2 separate regions of the Mus musculus genome follow, and region 1 is linked to region 2. A link is a loop called in an ENCODE intact Hi-C map of the cell type or tissue named here. Cell type or tissue: heart. All regions are shown on one strand. Links, peaks and the distances in the headings refer to the core of each region. The heading gives the core; the rest is flanking DNA.

Region 1 (7,144 bases), core at 2,203-4,702, 340 kb before region 2:
ATATATACCACTCTTGGTCATATACCCAAAAGATGCCCCATACCCAAGGGCACATATTCCACTATGTTTGTAGTGGCTTTATTTGTGATAAACAGAAGCTGGAAACAACCCAGATGTCCCACACTGGAAGAATGGATATAGAAAATGTGGTTCATTTACACAACAGAATATTATTCAGCTATTAAGAACAATTACATCATGAGTTTTGCAAGCAAATGGATGGAACTAAAAAATATTATCCTGAGTGAGATATCTCAGACCCCAAAGGACATGCGTGGTATGTACTCACTAATAAGTGGATATTAACCCCCAAAAGCACAGAATACCCAGGAAACAATCCACAGAACTCAAGAAGGCTAACAAGTGAGGATGCTTCAATCCTACTAGGGAGAGAGAAGAAACCAGAGGGCAGAGGGAGGGAAGGAACTGGATGGGAGACGGAAGGGGGAGGGGAAGGGAGGAAGGGAACATGATCAGGTATGGGGGAGGGGAACAAGAGTAAAGCTCAGAAGGCCAGCAGAATGAGTGTAAATATACAACCTCTGGAGGTGGGAGGTGGGCAACCTTCTAGAATGTACCAGAGACCTGGGAAGTGAGAGACTCTCAGGACTTAAAGGAAGGGACCTTAGATAAAATGCCAGACAGTGGGGAGAGGGAACTTGTAGAGTCCACCTCCAGTAGAAAAACAAAGCATTAAGTGGAGGGATGGGTTTGCCATCTGTAGTGGCTATTCCTGGTTGTCAACTTGACAATATTTGGAATGAACTACAATCCGGAATTGGAAGGCTCACCAGTGACCCTTATCTGGAGGCTTGGAGATCCTTATCTGGATCTTGGTATGGAGATCTTGAGCCATAGTGGCTATGGATTCCAGAAGATTGAATCTCCGAGTTTAAGGAACACACCTTTAATCTGGGCTACGCCTTTCATCTGGGATTAAAGGTGTGGTGGAACACACCTTTAATCTGGGCTCCACCTTCTGCTGGAGACAATATAAGGACATTGGAAGAAGGGAGTCTAGCTCTTGCTCTTGCTCCTTCGCCTGCTTGCTGCGTGAGACTGAGTAACTGCTAGATCCTTGGACTTCCATTCACAGCTGCGACTGAACCATTGTTGGGAATTGGGCTGCCGACTGTAAGTCATCAATAAATTCCTTTACTATCTAGAGACTATCCATAAGTTCTGTGACTCTAGAGAACCCTGACTAATACACCATCCCATGGTCAAAAGCTCTGACCCAGAATTATTCCTGTCTAAAAGAACTGCAGGGACAAAACTGGAGAAAAGACTGAGGGAAAGGCTGGCTAGTAACAGGTCCAAATTGGGACAGATCTCAAGGGGAGGCTGACACTATTACTGATGCTATGTTGTACTTATAGACAGGAGCCTAGCATGGCTATCCTCTGAGAGGCCCAACAAACAGCTGACTAAGAAGCAGATACACCCAACCAATGGTCTGAAGTTTGGGACCCCTGTGGTTTAATTAGGGAAAGGCTGGAAGAAGTTGAGGAGGAGGGCAACCCCATAGGAAGACCAGCAGTCTCAACAAACCTGGTCTCCTGAGATCTCACAGGCACTATCCAGTCAGCACAGACTAGCGGGTCTGAGGCCCCTGACACATATTCAGCAGAGCCTGGTCTGGCCTTAGTAGACACACCTAACTCTTGAGGAGACTTGAGGCCCCAGGGAATGGGAGGCCTGGTGGAGTGTGGGGTTGTGTGGGGGTGTGGGGACATCCTCTTGGAGACAGGGGACAAGAAATGGGATGAGGAACTGTTGGCGGTGAGAATGGATGGGGGATAACAACTGGACTGTAAAAAAAAAAAAGATTAAAGATAATTTAAAAAAAAATAAAAAAGAGCATACACCATGTAAGGGTGATTTAACAACGGTAAAGCAATAAACATAATACAGTAACTGTTGGGGGCTGTTGTGGAGCTAGAAGGTCTGAGAGATAGGCCAAGAAGATGGACTTTGCTTGCTTGGTTGGCCAAGGAGAGATGCACAGTGGGTGGTAGAGTGGGGTGAGGGTTATGTTTCCATAGCCATGGATTGAAGGTATTTATAGGCCAATGGGAAAGATCCTGTGGAGAGGGGGAGGAGGAGGAGGAGGAGGAGGAGGAGGAGGAGGAGGAGGAGGAGGAGGAGGAGGAGGACCACTCCGGACAGAGAAGTGGGCGGGCATGGGGAGGATCTGAGGATCTGGGCAAACTGTACTTTCTGTGGCATAGCAGATGCAGAAAGGTTTGTGCATGGTTTCAACTGGGCTCTTGGCTGGTAGCTGCCACAGACACGGACAAGTGGCCAGGTAGTATTTTCTGAGTTGTTTCTGTGTGTCTGTCTTTCCTAGTCTGGGCCGTCTGCCTGGTCCATGCCATTATAGGGAAATCCACACCAAACTCCAGGCACAGTCCCACAGGCCGGGCATCTCCGTTCTGGGCTCTGCTCCCTGATGAGATTCTCAGACTGCTTCCCCTCATTCATGGAGAAGCAAGCTTACAGGGCAGGCGTGGGAACCTGCTCAGCTGCCAGAGCATCCTTCAGTTCAGATCGAGGTCGGTTGCTTCCCTGTCTTCTTGACTGTGTGTGTCTCAGACAGAGCTGGTTGAGGTGTCCAATCTCATTGGCCTGTGTTATAAGCCATAGGTTGGCCCTAGGATGAGATGCTCCAGGCTACGCCAACTTCTCACATTTACAGAAGAGCCGAAGCCTGGCTAGCCTGAGCCCCTCAGAGAAGCAGTTAGGCTTTGGAGATGGGTCATCTGGAGAGATGAGGTGCGCTGACATCTCAGACCCTTGTCTTTTCCCTCCCTCCACTCCCCTCCCAGGATACTCAATTCCCGATCTTAGTGACGCCAGCCTCCTGCAATTTGCCGGTGGTAATGGATGTGGGGGTGGTGGGACCACAGAGGGCTGGAGCAGGCTGGGATGGGGGCGCCGCCCCTGGTGCCGGTCCCACGCGGCGCAAGGAGGTGTGCATCGCATACGTGCAGCGCGTGGCGGCTCGGGCCTTCCCGAAGGCTCCAGTGGCTCGGAGCCAGGCCCGGGCGGGCCCGGGGGGCGGGAGGTGGGGACGTGGCGGAGGCTCAAGCGGGCGGAGACTGTGACGAGGGCGGAGCCGAGAGCGCCGGGGCGACGCCGCGGGAGGTTCTGGAAACGCCGGCTTCTGCGCGTGTTCAGGTGAGCGCGGGTCCGCAGGGTCGTCGCCGGGCTGGGCTCGGGTCCCGGTGGCCGGGCGGTGCGTTCTGCTCTGCGCGGAGCCGGGAGCTGGATCCGGGGTCCCTCAGCCCCGTGCCCCGCGTCCGGCGCCCTGATTCTGCACCCGCCTGGGTTCCTGTCCCGCCCGCGTCCCTTCCCAGGGTTAGGGCGGTGAGGTCAGCGGTGCCCTTCCTGCCGGTACTGTTAGGCCGGGCCGGACAGGACACTTGGCGGGCTCCCGGGAAGGGGCGACCTGACCCCGGGGTCGCCCCCCGATCTAAGGCGGAGGCGCCCGCCTGGCCCCGAAGGCGGCGCTGCTTAGGATGAGGAAGACCCCTGGCTCCCAACCCTGGCAAGGACCAGCTTGGTCGCTGCCAGTTTTATGGGCTCTTAAATCAGAAACTCTCCTCCTATCTGTCAGAAGACATCCTTGTCGAACCTCTGATGTTTTCCCTGAGCAGTTTCAGAGACCGGTGGCGATTGGCTGACTGATTCAACAAATAGAGCATTCTCTGTGCCTGGAGACTTTCAAGGACTGAGGCAGGCAGAAGGGAAGACTCAGAAAGTTCAGGTCCAGAGCATCAGCAAGGTAAGTACTGAGTTAGTGTGGAGTTTGGGCTGTGTGGACTTGGTAGATGTCTGGATGCTTCCGGGCAGGAGACATGGGCTGGGGTGGGAGGCTCCGGTAAACTGGATTGGTCACTTAGGAACCTGGACTGAGGAATCACCCTGAGTGGCCGCAAGCTTGGGCCAGTATCACGTCTGTGGTACAGTAGTGGAATCAAGGTAACGGAAAAGGGCCGCTTTAGGGAATAGCTGTCCAAGGGCCCCACCCACAAGCAGTGAGAGATCTGCATGAGGAAAGTCCACTGAGCCCTTGCAAGGTGAGCATGGGTCTGGGTACTTCTGTCGCAGGATTTTACTGGGAAGTACAGGTGGGTCTTCCTGTCATCTGTATTCTAATGTGTCATTTACTATGCTGAAGGAGATCATTGAATTGCCCCCTACAGCAACTCTGCTGTGCTCTCAACGCGCTAAGGAGTCTCAGTACAAGAGAATCATTGGGGAAAGGCCTCCAGCCAACTCACTCCATCCTTGCGACGTGGCTTCCCTGACTGGGCCACACAGTGGATCCTTACCCTGAAGAATGACACTTTAAGGATTTTGCTTCTTAATGCAGGCCATCTCGTTACTGACACCTTATCCCTCCTGATGGAAGAGCTTCCTGGAACTAAGAGCAGGGTCCCAGTGCACCACTTTGTAGCTTCTGACATCCTCAAACGTTCTCAGCTTTGCAGAGGTCTATTGTCTAGCTCAAAATTTATAGGGTGATTTTGCAAGTTGTTGCTTGTTCTGAATTTATATCACATCCAAGTCAGCCCATGGTTGAGTGCCCTGTTAAATTGACCAGGCTTTCCTCTGGCGTGTATCTCCACTGCCTCTGAAGTGTCCAGGGTGTAGTCTCTCGATATGGTTCTGTGTGTGCCTCAAGGCCAGCCTCTCGGCTCCTCTCCATGTACAGAATGTTTGACCTTGGGATTCTTTTCTTCTTGGGCCTTCTTGTCCTCACACGAGCTTGTCCACTGTGTGGCCCAGCCAGTGAAGCCACATTGCTTGATGGAGTGAGTTGGCTGGAGGCCCTAGCCTGAAGATTCTGTCATATTGATCCTCCTTATTACCGTCAGAGCTCAGCAGGCAGATATGGTGACAACTCAACTGAAGCATTGTGTGTGACCTTTGGGAGTCCCTCCACATTGTCACAGGCTCTGCAGAGAGACTTACTTATCTATAGATTGGACTGCGTACAATGGACTGTGGGTTGTTCCTTGAATTGCATGTGCTTCATATCTGACTAGACTGGGCCTGGGGCTTGAATGAGGGAGAAGACAGGCGGTGGGGGAGGAGCTCTTTTTGCCCACAGGCAGCTCATAATCTCTCTGAGATCGCTGTTTAGCCCTGGCAGCTGCCTAGAGCCTAGGGAGGAGCCCTAGTGTGGGTGCTCATCAGAGGGAGACTGAGGCCCTGCAGCTCTGGGGACTGCGTGGAGTGAGGGAATTGAGGGCTTCCTTGTCTGCTGAGAAAGCTTCCATTTTTGACTGCATTCTCCCACATCCTTGGGAGGGTTTGAGGCTGGACCGAAGGCCTTGGCTGACTTAGGGCCACGTTGGCCGATAGTGTGCAGAGGCCTGGGGGGTGTGTCCCTGGCTTCTGGGATCTGTCAAGAGCTTAATTTTATGCAGATGGAGGTTGACAGCAAATGCTGCAATGCAGGCACGGGAAAGACCAGCAGAGTCCTGGAAAGAGGCTTCAACTTTGAAAACCATCATTCAAATCTAGTCATTTAGACCTTTGAAGTACCTGAGGGTGGGACACCAGCGTATCCCAGAGCAAAGGGAATTACTGAGTCCTGTGGTCTGTGGGGTTTGTGCTGGGGATGTGGAGTGAAGGATAGACAGACAGTTTTCCTTCTCAGCGAGAGCAGAGCAGGATGAGAAGGTCAGACTAGGCTTTTTTGAGAAGCGGGGTTTTGTTCCGCTGGTGCCACTGCAGGGCAGAGACTTTCGTGTTTGGATAGTGATTTTCCTGACCCTGATAGGATCTGTTTGAGCCTGGTACAGGTCAGCCTCTGCTCCAGACTTCTTGGTAAGTGCTTGCTAGAGATTGCTTGCTCTGTACCTGGCATTCCTGGGAGCCAGGGAGTGGTGGAGATCCCAAGGCCTGGTACTCTTGGGAGACTGGAATGAGTAGGTCAGAAGCATAGAACTATAAGAGATTTTGGAGTATTGGTTCTGCTCCCTGTCTTTTGCCAGGGAACCATTTTTGTGTGTGTGTGTGAGCTTTGGGGCCTGTGATTGGTCAATTCCAGGGTCACCTCCAAGTGTTGCATACTTTGGTGACACCTGTTTCCAGTCTCCCCTGAATTGAATATGTCATCTCTCCTGGCATTCCTGGGACCCAGACATCACTCACCTTCTGACGTCTTCTTGTTTCTTCACTACCTCTTTGTATGGGCCTTCCTCACTCCAAGAGCCACTAACTTGGGCTGAGCAACTGTCCACTTCAGATCCCCTTGAGTTCCTGTGATTCTCTTGGTTGGTTCTGATGATTGGTCAAAATCAGCTCAATGATTGACAGCTTGCTGGCGTGTGTCGTCTAATTCAGTTCACAGAACTATCAAGTATAGGTCCTAAGGATGGTCTCCGTTGTATAAATGAAAAAAACTAAGGATCAAAAAGTCCAGGACTCCAAGGTTACAACGCCAGGAAATGACAGTTGGAGCTAGGGTTTAACTCTGGGTCTTTCTGACTCCATGGCAGGCATGCCTGCTCCCGGGGTGATAATGTGTGACATGTCCAGTAGACATGACTCTGGCTTGAATTCAGGGAATGGTGTCCTTACTTTTCCTCCATGAACTCTCCTTTTCCTGGTGGCCTCCAAGTACGGGTGTCATGGGCTTCTTAATCTGCGAACCTTTGAGACATCTGTGACCAAGTTTTCAATCTGAGTGCAGTGTGGATTCGCAGTCTTGGGAAGGCACAGGTGCTATGACAGTTACTGAGTAAGATAGGATGGTGTATTAGTCAGGGTTCTCTAGAGTCACAGAACTTATGGATAATTTCTAAATAGTAAAGGAATTTATTGATGACTTACAGTCGGCAGCCCAATTCCCAACAATGGTTCAGTCGCAGCTGTGAATGGAAGTCCAAGGATCTAGCAGTTACTCAGTCTCACGCAGCAAGCAGGCGAAGGAGCAAGAGCAAGAGCTAGACTCCCTTCTTCCAATGTCCTTATATTGTCTCCAGCAAAAGGTGTAGCCCAGATTAAAGGTGTGTTCCACCACACCTTTAATCCCAGATGAAAGGCATAGCCCAGATTAAAGGTGTGTTCCTTAACTCGGAGATTCAATCTTCTGGAATCCATAGCCACTATGGCTCAAGATCTTCAA
Region 2 (7,144 bases), core at 1,946-4,445:
ACTGCCACTTTCTTGTCATATAGCCACAAAATAGCTGGCTTAAGCGTTTTAAGAATTGAGTCGACTCAAGTCTGTATAAATGGACTGATTACTCTGAGATGTTAATCAGTGAAAGTTTTCTTTCAGACTGATTTAGACAACTGAATCCAAGTTTATTAGCACGGTGGTTAAAGGAGCCAGATTATAGTTTTATTAGCCCATTTCCTATGTCAGACAAGCAGCAGATATGTACAGCGAAGACTACCTCTGCCATTTATATTTTCAGAATTTTTTTTCTTGTCTTTTTAAGTCACTATGTGACTCTATTTGTCCTGGAACTTCTATGTAGGCAAGGCTGGACTCAACTCAACAGCGGTCCACCTGCCTCTGCCTCCTGAGCGCTGAGATTAAAGTTGTGCATCACCATACCCAGTCAAAGAAGGATGGTCTTGAAGCTGATGGACAGAGACCAGTTTGGCAGAGACTGAAACTTCTAGGCTTATTTTTAATACTTCTAACTCATTGTTCCACATTCATGTACAATAGCATGAATGACTAGATAAAAACTGTTATATTTTCTCTATCCCTGCTTGACTCTTCCCTAAATATAAAGAGCTTGCTTTCAAGACACCTCAGCTTCTCTATGACAATGGATCATATTAAATAGCAGGGTAAATAAACGCTTCTGTATAGTATGCCTTATTATAAATCTGTATCCTTTCAGGGTTTTCACTCTGCTATTGTAGCATTATGTTGAGGTATAAGGGAAATGTGATGAACAGTAGCAAATACATTTGGTTTTTCTCTGTACTTTCAAGACTGAGCATTCAGACATGAAGCAACTGCATGAGTGGAGAACACTAAAATAAAGCATGTCTTATGCAAGCAGCAATGCTTCTCCTACTATTAATATCTATGATCACCCATGAAGTAATTTTTTCCCAAGATGAAGGCACATGAGGTTACTGTATTCGGAAACTTCCTTCTGAGGGAACCTGGAAAGATTCATCTCTGTGCCAGCCATGGACAGCCTCTTGTCCTTAAGAATCTTTGCTCCAGTGTCCAGTAGAAGCGTGAGTCTGATTCTACTCACTTTTATCTAATGTGTATAAAAACAAGAAACGTCAGCAGCTCACACACTGACTTAGCAGATGTATGGGGTTTTTTTCCTATATTTAAAAATGTCACAAATATTTTCCTTGAAAAAAATTTCACTGTTCTATCACTGTGAAGAGACATCATGATCATGGGAACTGTTAGAAAATATTTAATTGGGAGCTTGCTTACAGTTTCAGAGGCTTAGTCCTTTATCATGGCTGGGATCATAGTGCATAGCAGGCATGGTGCTACATCTTTATCTGCAGGCAGAGAGAGAGAGAGGGAGAGAGAGAGAGAGAGAGAGAGAGAGAGAGAGAGAGAGAGCGCACTGGTCCTTGTGTGGCCTTTTTGAAACCTCAAAGCAAACTCCAGTGATACACTTTCTCCAACAAGGCCACACCTATTCTAAAAAGGCCACATCCCCTAATCCTTGTAATCCTTTCAAACAGTCCCACTCTCTGGTGACCAAGCATTCAAGAGTATGAACTTATGGGATCCATTTTTATTCAAACCACCATACCCAGGAACTTTTGAAATGAGCAGTTTACAAAGGACCTATGAATAAAATCTAACTATTGCACTACATTCTCAGAAAGACCTTCCTGTGACATAATTTCATTGTTTAGTTCATTAATTGCGTAACACTAATCACTTTCTGCAATTACCTTACCATTTACAGTCTTCTTGCTTATAAAATTAACTTTTCTGTTGTTAATGTTGATCCCCAGTATACAGAACTTAAATTTGTGCAATGAGCAAATTTATTTTTTGATTCCCTGTGTAGCCATGGCTGTCCTGAAGCTCACTCTGTAGACCAGGCTAGTCTCAAACTCACAGAGATCCACCCTCTTCTGCCTCCAGAGTGTTGAGATTAAGAGTGTATGCCACCACTGCTTGGCTGCAAATTCTCGTTTTAGTTATCTATAATTAGTGCTTTTTAAATGTCTTGTGTACTGGAGCGGTGGAGACAGGAGAGTGAACTGGAGACTTCTCCCTCCTCCTCCAACACCTTCAGAAGGCAGCTCTGGAGATGAAGTGCTTGCTGTGTGAACAAGAAGACCTGCATTCCATTCCCAGAATCTACTTCAAGGATGGGCAAAGGAATGCAAGGTTGTGATTCTTGTGCTGTCAAAGAAGATGAAGCAGAAAGGTCATCCTACACTACTTGGTGAGCTCCAGGCCAGCAAGAGACCCTGTCTCAATAAATATAAAAAAGTCTTGTAACATGAGACTTTGTAACATGTTGTAACAGCTCAACATGCTGACCAGTGATAAATTATTAACGATATAAAAATATCCTGCTAATTTTTCTTTTATTCTTTTGTTTTGTTTTCTTGTTTTGTTTTTTCGAGACAGGATCTTTCTGTGTAGCCCTGGCTGTCCTGGAACTCACTCTGTAGACCAGGCTGACCTTGAACTCAGAAATCTGCCTGCCTCTGCCTCCCAAGTACTGGGATTAAAGACGTGTGCCACCACTGCCCGGCATTTTTTCTTTTTCCCATGTAAATAAGGGCTACTTATTTATTTTTTTTCAACTGCAGATCAGCTGACAACTTCTTAAAGATTTGGTTCCTATGTCTAGCTAAGTGAAATTCTCAAGCGTCTTTGTCTACCCTTGCAAACATACACCAGTATTTCCCCACATTCATCCACATTTCTCAGAGAACTTCATTCCACTGTACGAAATCCCTCATCCTGGTAAACGGATGACGAATTTGATCTGAACACTGATGGTTTGATAAGACTGGAAGGATGTTCGTGAGCTGTATTTTCCGTTTTGAGAGCAGTCTTGCCATTTGGTAACAATGTTACAGTTCCTCCTTTCCTCATACCCAGATATTAAAGATATACAGCTTTGTTTCATGGAAGTTCTGATTGTCTCTCTTAGACATTTTGCTAAACTTCTTGTTTGGTGATGAGGATCAAACCCAGGGCCTCTAACTACTGAGCTCTTTAACCGCAGTCTTTCAAATTCTAAATACTTAGCATAAAGGGTTAGATATTTTTAGATAGATGTCTTTTTTTTTTTTTTTTTTTTTTTTTTTTTTTTACGGCTGCTTGCCTCTCTTGGTTTTGCTTGTGATCTTTTTGGTTACCAAGGAGATCGAGCCTGAGCCCCCAGTCGCTAGATCTTCCTAGAGACTAAGTGCGGGCGTCAATGGAAACCGCACCTCAAGTCACAGACCTAGGTCTCCTCCTAGAGCCCTAGCAGTTTGGGAGGGTCAGAGGCGGGCCTGGGTCCCAGAGGCTTTCTCTTGCCACCCAGCCGCGCGCGCCCTCGCACGCCCCGCCCCGTGAGAGGCCGCGTGACGGACCCGTGAGCCAGCCAATGGCAGGCGGCCCCGCCTCCCCACCCCCACCCCGCCCCCCGCTCAGTTTGCTGCCACGTGATACGGCTCGTCGCCAGCCAATCGCCGCGACCTCAATCTCGCGCTCCGCCCCGCGCGCCGTGGCCGTTTGAAGTGACTAATTTCTGTCATATGACTGAGGCGCCCATGGGGGTGGCGGGGTGGCGGTAGGAGCGGGGGGCCTCCTGCGAGCTCCCAGCCGAGCGACCCCAGTCTTGCGGCGGCCAGCATGGCCCCCACCCTGTTCCAGAAGCTCTTCAGCAAGCGGAGCGGATTAGGCGCGCCGGGACGAGACGCCCGCGACCCGGACTGCGCGTTCAGGTGAGGCGTCGCGGGCCCCCGAGGGGTCGCGGCCTCGGGCGGGGCGTGCGGTCCCCTGCCCTCTTCGCTAGGCTGTTTATGCCCCGCCCGCGCCACGCGCCGCGTCCCCAGCCCCAGCACGGCGGCCTCGGGAGGCTGTCGGTCCGCACGCTGCCCGGGCTGCGACCTCACCGCAGGCCTCCGGGGCCCGGCCGGGAGCTGCTGTCTCCCTGTGATCCGCAGCCCTCGGGTGGCTTTGTGCAGACTGTCGCGCGTTCGGCCAACCTGCGGAGCACTGAGGAGGCTGGAGGAGCGAGTGGGCAGGCTGGCGGTCTGTCAGGCTTCTTGGAAACTAAAATTGGAGCTGTGCAGTTCTCTTGCCGAGCGACCTTAGTGTTATCGAAGGAGAAATGCGAAACCGAAGTGGTTAGGGTTACTACTGACCAGACTCGAGGAGGACTTGCGGTAGAACTTACTGTCGAATTTTCTTTCCCTTCTTACACCTGTTACTGAAAAGGAGTTTCTTGCAAATGGAAAACGGTAGCTGTGTGTGTGTGTGTGTGTGTGTGTGTGTGTGTTTGTTTGTGATTGCATGCTTTGTTTCTTTCTGATTGCAGTACCTGTTGCTGGTACAGTAACTTTTTAGAATTGTCAGATATATAGAAGCTTAGCTCAATGGTTAAATTCAGCCGTGGAATTGTATTTGAAGAAGATATTGTTTTGTCTTCCATAATGCGCTATGGAAACTTTCGCATGTAACTAGGCCAAATGTCACATATCAGACAAACTTGGCTGTATGGCCGAGAACTCAGTTGTACAGTAATAGTAAAAGGGAAACAGTGTCAAATTTTGCAGCAAGCCCAAGTATCAGATGACTGCACTACATAAGTCTTAGAGGCTTTAATATTTTTCAAATTATCCACGCTGTCAATAATACAGATCCCATCAGGAAACAATGTGTGAGATTGAATATCAAATGGCAAGTAATTTAACTGATATTTAATGGGAGAAAAAGGTCAGTTACCGTTTTGGAAACAAGCTTAACAAAAGAATTTTCATGGCAGTGGCTTTTCTTCGTAATGGGAAGTAAATGTCTTGTGCCGTAGTCATCTGACAGTTGTTTTTCCTTTGAAAAGCGAAAGTGCAGATAACACCAGATAATACACCGGGACACCTAGGAAAACCAGAGACCCGGGAAGCAGCCTCTGGAGAGAGATTTAAAAGATAACATTTGAATAGACCACTGTTTCTATTTCTGTGCAGAGACTGACTTTGGGTAACCAAGATTACAAGAGTCTCAATTTGTTAATGTGACCAAAATCTACTTTTTGAGTAAGTGTTCTATATGGTTGTGTAAGACTTTACTGCTGCCAAAGAACTTTCCCATCAGTTATCTCATTTCACAGTAACCTTGTGAGATAGAGCAAGTAGCAATGTAGAGATGACTTTATAATCCTTTTTCCAGCGTGGAAGCCCAATACCTGCAGTTCATCGTGAAAACTTGCTTTGAAAACAAGATGTGTACAAGTGTAATGTGAGAAAATGAGAATTCTGGATCACATACCTAGTGACTTGAGATCTAATTAATCCAGCTTTTAAAATTTCCTTGATATATAATTAAAATACAATAAAAGATGAATACACGGGGAAGGTTACTGTCCCATGAGGGCTGACAGACAAACACAGTTTATACTCAGCACTCCACTGAACCTTCACAACCATTCGTTCTGTCAGCTTGTGCTCCCTCCTTTTCCACAGTCCTTAACCCCCTTTCACCCAAGAACAATTTGGTCTGCTTTCTTTTGTTATATTTTGGCTTTTTGAACATTTCATATAAATGTGATTTTATGACTTCCATAGCCACATGTCTGGCTTCTTTTTACCCACAATAATGTTTATTGAGATGTATCTACGATGTTGCCTTTTTAGTAGTTCCATTCATCTTTTAAGTAGGTGATTTATTGTACAGATATAGCATACCTTTTGTTTTTGCTCTTGGGCTCTCTCGCTCTCTCTCTCTCCCTCTCTCTCATGTGTATTTATTCTTTTGCGTGTGTGCACGCGTGTGCTCGCTGAATTTGATGTTACTTGGACTGACCTTCCATCTTACTTATTGAGTCAGGGTCTTGTAGTCAAACCCAGAGGTTCCTATGATTCTGATCTTGCTACCCAGCTTGCTCTGGCAAACCATCTTGCTTTGCCTTAATGGACCTGGACTGACAAGTGACAGGGAATGCCCTCCTGGCATTTCTGGATTTCTGGGGATCTGAACTCCCAGTCCTCACACTTGCTGGGCGAGCACTTTAACCATTTGGTCATCTGTCCAACTCACAATTTGTTTATTCACTCCTCAGATAAAAGATACTTGAGCAATTCTTCTGTGAATATTTGTGTATAGATCTTTAATTAGAAATAATTTTTGTTTCTTCTGGGTATAGATACTGAGCAGTAGAGCTGCTGGCTCATGTGCAGAGTTTTATTTAATTTTTTAAAAAGTTCCCAAACTTCTTCAAACATACTTGTTTTATAGTTGCAGTAGCAATATATTAAGGTTACTTTTATAACAGATCTCTTCAGTATTTTAGATTACCCTTTAAAAAGTTAATACATTTTTATTGTGATAAGAAACATAACTATCTTAACCAATTAGACATTTAATTTAAATGTTATTTCTTGCTCTCTCTCTCTCTCTCTCTCTCTCTCTCTCTCTCTCTCTGTGTGTGTGTGTGTGTGTGTGTGTGTAGGATGTGTGAGGGGCGTACATGAGCCACAGTGTATTTGTGAAGGTCCGAGGGCAACCCTGTGAATGAATTCAACCTTTCCATGAATTCTGGGAATGATCACTAAGCTTGTGTGGCAAGTACCTTTAACCTCTGAGCCATCTCACTAGCCCCTAATAATTTTTTTAGTCTTTATTTATAACTATTATGGGGTATATAGTAATATTGCATTGTTTTCATTTTTGCCTTAGGTGTTGGCCAAAATTTTTTTTTTTAATGTGACCGGAGTTTGGAGTGATTGAAATTGTATGTGTGTATGCAGTAGTCAGTTTGACTGACCAAAATTTATGTGTGTTTGTGCATGTGAGCATAAGTTCACATGCTAGTCAGCTTATATTGTTAAGTCACTTTTTGGAAAAATATTTATTTTATGTGCATGTGTGTTTTGCCTTCATATGTATGCAGTGCCTTCTGAAAAGGACATGAATTTCACAGAACTGGAGTTACAGATAGTTGTTAGTTGTTGTGTAGGTGATAGAAATCAAACCTGAGTCCTCTGGAAGAGCTGCTAGAGCTCTTAACCTCTGAGCCATCTCTCCAGCTCCTTAAATTGTTAAATCACACAAAGGCACAGACATTGGCAACTACCTATTTCCAAGAGGCAGTTTTTAGAGCAATCAGTGTACAAGGCCCAGTAGT

The links. A loop is a pair of places that touch in the nucleus more often than their neighbours do. Peaks named below come from ENCODE experiments on the same cell type or tissue, not always from the same donor. Only the 100,000 strongest peaks of a DNase experiment are listed, where the experiment ranks them.
Region 1: a loop joins it to region 2, with 2.1 times the contacts of the local background. A loop is called at or near these places in 2 of 42 quality-filtered maps.

Annotation. Positions count from the first base shown.
Region 1 is chr11:54,097,861-54,105,004 of GRCm38, forward strand. P4ha2 (procollagen-proline, 2-oxoglutarate 4-dioxygenase (proline 4-hydroxylase), alpha II polypeptide) reads left to right here and starts at 3,064. Exons shown (of 16, transcript NM_001136076.2): 1 at 3,064-3,180; 2 at 3,660-3,787. In heart, for the core only: a CTCF peak has its summit at 3,200; DNase peaks (open chromatin) are centred at 2,471, 3,211, 3,381 and 4,041; H3K4me3 peaks cover 1,950 bases; H3K27ac peaks cover 2,116 bases; H3K27me3 peaks cover 328 bases.
Region 2 is chr11:54,434,643-54,441,786 of GRCm38, forward strand. Fnip1 (folliculin interacting protein 1) reads left to right here and starts at 3,537. Exons shown (of 18, transcript NM_173753.4): 1 at 3,537-3,746. The coding sequence starts at 3,655. LOC115487771 (a long non-coding RNA gene) reads left to right here and starts at 3,753. Exons shown (of 2, transcript XR_003949675.1): 1 at 3,753-4,265; 2 at 4,989-7,144. In heart, for the core only: no CTCF peak of the experiment used is centred there; a DNase peak (open chromatin) is centred at 3,499; H3K4me3 peaks cover 1,561 bases; H3K27ac peaks cover 1,508 bases.